3 separate regions of the Mus musculus genome follow, and regions 1 and 2 are each linked to region 3. Evidence: chromatin loops called from intact Hi-C (ENCODE). Cell type or tissue: left cerebral cortex. All regions are shown on one strand.

Region 1 (2,500 bases), 260 kb after region 3:
TAAGGATCAAAGAGAAAAGGAATTGATTAACTCATTTAGAGAAGGCAAGAAATTAGGAAGAAAGCAGAAAACACCTGGGCTCCCCTTGAAGACAGGGGCTTGCGCAATCTCTCCGAAACTTATCTGTCACTTACTCATCCACCAGCCAGAGAACTTCTAAATAAATATTCAAGGAGCAACTACTTGCTAGGCAACAGTTTGGAGATGAGAGGCAACCACAGCATGCCGGGTGATTCTGAAAGGATAGATTTACTTCATGAAAGAACCCTTAGCTCACTCTCCAAAACCAAAAGGGATTGGGCAAAACAGCTATTTGTCGCACCCATCTCTAAATGAACTGATTCTGAGTGATAAAATTCATTTTGCACTCTGCAGTTTGGCAGAAGTCACCAAACATGGAACCTTGCCCATCACCAATGTTCAAAACATCTGACAACTCCGAGGGCCTGGCTATTACCTATGCATATTTTTGTGCGTATTCACTTGTCCACAGGACTGCATAGATCATCACAGCACAAGGGTGCATAGATGCACGTGTGCACACGTGCGCGCTAATACACACACACACACACACACACACTCATACACTCACACATTCGCACGTGCACGCTCACTCCCACAGACAGGTACATGTCTGGGGGTGGCATTAGGCACTGGGAAATGTGGATACACACAAATTATCTTTGGAAATTAATATGGGATTTAAATCATACCTACGGGTCAATATTCAACAGTTGCAACAAGTATTTGACCCGTTGTCCATGATAAAATAACATCAAGATACTAATATATTCTCCTTTAGGGATTATATTTTCGTTCTATTTCTATCCAATGGCTGATTTCCGTTTATATCTATGAAATGAGGAAATGTTCTGGTGTTTGAAATGTGAACACAATGTTGCCATGATTCTAAAAAAAAACCAAAAAAACAAACAAACAAAAACAACAACAACAACAACAAAACTCAAGCAATTCAAAATTGTTTCCTGGTAAAACTGCAAGCACCTCCCCTTTCTGGTGTCTTTGAGTCTCTGATTTCAGATGCATTAGTCATGTTCCTTGAGGCTGAACCTCATTTTATTAATTTCTGAAGTTTTCTCCTCATATAAAGGTAGCTGGAGTTCTGCAAGAGCATTAGAACAAGATCAGCCTGTTCTCAACGTGACAAATTATACGGTTTCTATGTGAACACTGCCGTTCTTCATTCAGAGTCAGAAAGCATGGGAGCTGAGATGAGTCATAGTTTCCCGACACTGGAAGAACTTGTTTGCTTCTCCCGCCTCTGAAATGCCATCAGAGAAGAACTCGATTCTTCCCAAGGACCAGCGAATTCTACAAGATCACATTCTAGATAAAGGAGTTTGAAACGAAGAACACACCACCACCACCTCGGTGTAAATTTAACACCACCACCACATCCCTTGCACGCAGAGGCAAGGCTGAGAAAGCGGTTTGGTTAACCCCCAAGCTGCCTTTAGACAAACCAGTATTGAAGCTTTCTTAGATGTTCAGACAACAAGGTGTTTTAGTGATGCTGTTGTCAGTGAGGAATAGCAAACTCTTTAGAGGCGAATATCAAACCATGGAGATTGATCAATGACCGTGCTGGTGCTCACCACAACCTGCGAGGCAGAGATCTTTGTCCACCTGACTGAAGCTTTGACATTTTCTTTAGTGGTCTCATTTCTCAATGACACAATGTACTCCTCTGTTTTACACAACTGTCAGAACAACAGTCCACCTATTCATATCAGCAACACGAAAACAAAAACAATGTGTACAGAAGGTAGGAAGAAAACAAAACAAAGACTTATAAAAGAAGTCGGCATCCATTCAGCAGCTGCCTTTGTCTTCTCCCCAGCCTGCCTGAAAATGTCATACTTCGGCCTGGAGACTTTCAACGAGAACCAATCTGAGGAAAACTTGGATGAAGAAAGTATGATTTTAACGCTGGTCCCATTTAAGGAGGAGGAGGAGTCAATCACAGACTACCCTATGCAATCAAATGTTTCTTCTTCAACCTCAGACCACACACCACCAGCCCGTTCGTTCTCTGGTGAGGCATGCGGGAATCAAACATCCAACCAGATCCATACCAAGCACCTGTCCTCCGCCCAGCCTGCCTCCTATTAGGGACGTGTCCCGGAACACTCTTCGGGAGTGGTGTCGGTATCATAACTTGAGCATGGATGGCAAGAAAGTTGAGGTCTATTTGAGACTTCAGAGACACTCATATTCTAAACAAGAATGTTATATTCCCAATACATCTCGTGAGGCCAGAATGAAGCAGAGTCCCAAGAAATCCAAGATTGTCACCAGAGGAATCGGGTCTCCAAGCAGGTGCCAAAGGAAGAAGCAGGAGAATGGTATCCTGGGAATTCTAACTTCACCTAAGGAGTCCACATTTGCAGCCTGGGCAAGGATTGCCATGAGAGCAGCTCAGTCAATGTCTAAGAATCGATGTCCTCTTCCGTCTAACGTGGAGGCCTTTCTGCCACAA
Region 2 (2,500 bases), 520 kb after region 3:
TCTGCCTCTGCTTCCCATATGCTGAGATTTTGAAATTTAAAAAAAAAAAAAAAAAAAAAAGAATTCTTCTTTGAAAATACATTTTTTTGACACTGGGTGTCATACAGCTCAGAATGGCTTCAAACTCACTATGTAGGTAAAAAAAATGGCTTTAAACTTCTGATCCTGCTCCCATCTCCAAAGTGTATGCCTCTGAGATTACAAGCATGTGTCAGAATGCCTGGTTCATGCAGTGCTGGGGGCCTGACTCTTTAGGAAGCTTGGAATACGTGAGATGCTAATTTGAGAGCCAAAAAAGAACATAAACAGGTTCTAAGAAAAGCCCTATGGGGGACGGAGGTGTGTGTGTGTGTGTGCGTGCGTGTGTGTTTGTGGGTGTGGGTGTGTGTGTGCATGTATGTGTGTTTGTGTGTGCGTGCGTGTGTGTCTGTGTGAGTGTGTGTGTGCATGTGTGTTCATGTATGTGTGTTTGTGTGTGTGTGCATGTGTGTGTTTGTGTGTGTGCATGTGTGTGTGTGCATGTGTGTGTGTTTGTGTTTGTGTGTGTGCATGTGTGTGTGAGTGTGTGTGTGTGTGCATGTGTGTGTGTTTGTGTGTGTGTGCGTGTGTGTGTATGTGTTTGTGTGTGTGAGTGTGTGTTTGTGTGCATGTGTACATACAAGTAGGCATATGAATACCCATAATCGCACGTTTTCTACTGCTTTTGATGGATGTCTGTTAAATGACCACTCTGACACGAGTATGAGAGGAAAGAGCCCAGGAGGAGAAACAGTAAGAGGCACATTTTATCCTGACCACCAGAATGACAGTACATCATAGCTGAAGGAATTTTTAAAGGCTGTCTGCTTCCTGTCAATATCATATGAAGAGATTTAAGCTGCGATTCTGCCTGTTTCTGTTGTCACTCCCCTTGCCACGTGAGCTCCCAGGAATGGGTAGACAAGGCTTCCTAAAACCAGACTCTGATTCGAAAGAACTTTCAGATTCACCTAGGATATTCATATGCTCACATGTATATGTGCATGCTTACACACACACACACACACACACACACACACACACACACACACACACACCACATCACACCTCAGTCCCCCATAGGACTTTTTTTTAGAACCCTTTTATGTTCTTTTGTTGGCTCTCAAATTAGCATCTCACGTATTCCAAACTTCCTAAACAGCCAGGGATGGCTTGGTCTCCCACTACAACCTGCTCCGAGATGGGACAGCACACATGTGCCAGGCACCAGGCCAGGTTGTGTGCGGTGCTGGAGATCAAATCCAGACTTTTAAACAAGCTAGGCAAGTGCTCTACAAACTGAACTGCACCCCTAACCCTTGTTCCTTCTCCACACAGCCTCGATCTAGCACTCAGTCTTCAATTTCTTTGTAGCCAGCTCTCAGATCCAAACCTTGAGCTACCTGACTCTTGAAAGACATCAGTTACTCAGGGTTTCCGATTCCCCACCAACAACATTCTGCACGTGGAGAATAAGTGAAGGGAATAAAGAGTCACAAAAAGGGGAGTCTGAGGAGATGGCTCAGTCATGGAGAGCTCAGTGTTCAAAAATGAGACTCCGAGTCTGAATCTCCACATCAAACAGAACTGGGTGTGGCTCTGCAGGCTTGGAAGCCCAGCCCAGGGGATTGGGGAGCAGGGGCAGAGACACGCAGATCTGAAGAGCTCACTGAAACAGTTTAGCTGAAGCAGTGAACTCCAATTCAGTGAGAGTCCCTATCTCAAGGCAATAAGGTGGGGGGAGGGCAGGAGAACTCCTGAGAGCTTGCTCTGCCTTCCAAGTGCACACCTGCACATTCACAAGTGTGAGTCACACACGTGTGTCATACACAGTACACACTGCAAAACTATAAACAAATAAATTATAAATAGATATGACAAACAGATAGATAGTCACAAAAAAGAATGTTAGTAATACAGCCTTGACTCTGAAAACAAAGACTAAGCCCTGAGTCTTCTGTTTAGCAGTCACAGAAGAGTTTTGTTCTTGTCATTCTGTAGTTTGGTGCCACAGAAAACTGAAGGTTAAAACAGAAGCGCTCCACTGACCACTGAAAGTCTTGACACCTATGTAAAACCTCCAGCATGGGGCCCTGCACAAGTGAATGCTCTCTCCATTCGTGTAGGCTCTTATTATCCCAAGAACCCATGGGATTCATGCAAGCAGAAAGCAGCAGGCTCCCTCACTAGGTAACTAGAATGAATGGTGCATGTGTGTATGTTCGCATGTGCATATATGGGGTGGTGCAGAATTGAAATGAAAAAAAAAAAAAAAAACAGATGCAGAACAGGCAGGAGTAGAGTTTCAATGAGCTTGCCCAAACTCAACTTTGCTTTTCTATTGCTTCTGTCTTTTGGTTCCATTCTGATTTCCTTATGTGGCTCATTCTGGGGCACCCTGTGGGGACAAGATGGTTTTCCCAGCATTACCTTTATAACTTATTTTTTTAAATCCTTCAAAGACAAAGTGCAAGTCTCTCAG
Region 3 (2,500 bases):
TGTCAAATGATCCCAGGCTAGCTTATAATTTATAATTATATACAAGATTTCATAACATAGTGAGTAAAATGTAATCAGCACTAGCTCTATAGAAATTCAGGCTGGCTTGCATGCTTTTACTAAACAGCTTCTTAGCCTTACCTTTGCTTCAGGCATGTTGAGTAAGATCCTTATGTGTGACCAAAAATACTGTATGTGGAGTTTGGGATTATAACTGATGAGTTACGAAATCCGCGCACGCTATGGGAAGGGAGCGGGCTGCAGTGAGAAACTTTCCTTAAGAAGGACACAGTAATTATCGTGTTAATGTTTTACAGTTCTGCACTTTAGTAGTGTCTGACCACTCGTGTATTTCCTTAGGACGCAACCTTGTAAACATTTCTAGGGATACAGGAAAGGGAACTCTTCTACATGTTAGCAATGCATACACAATTAAAGAAGAGTTTGGGAGTGCACATTTAAATAATTTCAATTTTAAAATAATCAACTCTGTTTTGTTACTGTGCCGCTCAGGTAGTGGCAGGAATATGTGAGCAATTATTTTGAAATAGTGTCATGATGGCAACCCCTGCCGAGGCTACATTGTTAAAGGAACATTACAAAGGAGAAAATGTAGCTCAGGAGTCATCACAATGTTGCCAGCAGGCCCACTGTTCCTACCCTCTCGTCTACATTGTATATTTCTTCCACACAATAAGGTATGCAGTGTATTTAAATGAAATTGTAGAAGCTTTAAGTTAATGGAGTCTTACTTGTACAGTGAATATCTACTTTTCATTTCCTTCATTTAAAGATAGTACAGGTATATTAAGTGTACATTCTAAAAGAAAATATGGCATCATTTAGGTTGTTCACTATTGTCTTAAGCAGGGGTTCTCAACCTTTGGGGCTCGGAGTACCTTTTCATGGGGGTCAACTAGGATCATTAAAAAACACAGATGCCTACAATATGATTCATAACATTAGCAAAATTACAGTTATGAAGTAGCAACGAAGATAATTTTATGGTTGGGTATCACCACCACCTGAGGCACTGTCTTGAAGGGCCGCTGCATTAGGAAGGTTGATAACCACAAAGTAATTTCAATGCTGTTTTAGCTCTCAGGTGTCAGTAATGCGTACAGCCACTAGATGGAGCACTAGACTCGGCTGTTGCAGCTAGTCTAGGTGGGAAATATGATGGCTCTCCTGCTGTGTGGGACACACTAAAGTGAAACGTGGCAATCAGAATGAAATGTTCCACAGAGCATTTCAACTTAGTAATGAATGGAAAACGGAGTTAAATTTCAAGCCAAGTTTCTAAAAATAATCCCAACATGTCTTTTCTTTTTCAATAAATATTGGAAATATTTCATATTACAAATTGATATTATGCCTCTGCCACAAATCTGGGGCGGGGGTGGGGGAGAGTCATTAATAGGGCAGTTTTGTTTAATGTTCATTAAAATTTATATTTATATTTATTTATTTGATAGAATTTATATCAAGTTCTATAAACTGAACTTGAGATAGATACATTTCTCATGTATCTGCCTTCATAAAAATAACTCATATCAGAATATTAGACATCGAAAGGTTACTTATGGAGGCTTGAAAATATGAACCAGGGATGATTAGACCGTGTCTGAAATCTGTCCTTATTTACATTTAAAAGTAAAGGAAACTGTACACTAATTAGCAACGCCTCCTCGGATGAAAGGGGCATGTGCTGTAACCGGATCACTGTTATTTATAAATTACACGTGTGATGCACTTAAGCCCCACTTACACCTACGCTCCCTCCCACGCGGTGATGCTAAGTGGCTCCAGATTCCACGGTCTCACTTTTCCCCTGACTCATCGCTTCTTATTGCTATTCATGTATTTCTTTCTTCTAAACTGACATCTCGATTTCTTTTTTTTTTTTTCCCTGAATAAGATTCTAAAGTGGCTTGGGGAGATTCTCGGACAGCTGTCCATCGCGGTGGCCTTTGGGTCCACCTTCAGATACATACAGTGCTACTTCTGATATTTGCGTCATTGCTCATGGTTCCTTGAACTCCCCTTTTAGGATCTCCCTCCTATCTCTATTAACTATAAGACAAAGCACACAGCCTAGTGATGGTGCTGAGATACCATCTAAAAACTGACTCTTTTCAGGGTAGAATCCTCATGGTAAGTAGCTTGTAAGTCCTGGCCAGAGTTCATGTAGTCTGTGAGCTGCATGGTTGTCTTAGTCTGCTTCTGCTGCTGATGTTACAGTATCACAGACTAGGCAAGATCTAAAGAATTAAGCTTGATCCTGATTTCTGGGTCTGGTTCAAGGTTGAAGGACTGCATTAGATGGTGGCCTTCTTGATATTGGAGTCCCGTGGTGGCTGTCACAGGACAGGAGACAGGAATGTTTGAGAGACTTATTTACTACTCCTTAAATGCCTCATGGTAGGGATTAAATTTCAACATGAATTTGGGTATTTGTTTGGTTGGTTAGTTTTTGTTTTTGTTTTGTCTTGTCTTGGCT

What was found. Peaks named below come from ENCODE experiments on the same cell type or tissue, not always from the same donor. Only the 100,000 strongest peaks of a DNase experiment are listed, where the experiment ranks them.
Region 1: a loop joins it to region 3, with 5 times the contacts of the local background. A loop is called at or near these places in 2 of 42 quality-filtered maps.
Region 2: it touches region 3 in a loop (2.4-fold over the local background); 2 of 42 quality-filtered maps call a loop at or near these places.

What each region holds. Positions count from the first base shown.
Region 1 is chr14:99,630,039-99,632,538 of GRCm38, reverse strand. The region is part of intron 1 of Gm34061 (a long non-coding RNA gene); the gene reads right to left. It also overlaps the pseudogene Gm9298. Among named protein-coding and RNA genes, the nearest start is that of Gm33880, 4.0 kb to the left of the region's middle. In left cerebral cortex, no CTCF peak of the experiment used is centred here; a DNase peak (open chromatin) is centred at 1,241.
Region 2 is chr14:99,374,538-99,377,037 of GRCm38, reverse strand. No RefSeq gene overlaps it. Among named protein-coding and RNA genes, the nearest start is that of Klf5, 77 kb to the right of the region's middle. In left cerebral cortex, no CTCF peak of the experiment used is centred here; DNase peaks (open chromatin) are centred at 230, 926 and 1,230.
Region 3 is chr14:99,893,555-99,896,054 of GRCm38, reverse strand. The region is part of intron 6 of Klf12 (Kruppel-like factor 12); the gene reads left to right. Among named protein-coding and RNA genes, the nearest start is that of Gm22970, 120 kb to the right of the region's middle. In left cerebral cortex, a CTCF peak has its summit at 1,128 (motif pointing right); DNase peaks (open chromatin) are centred at 1,143 and 1,785.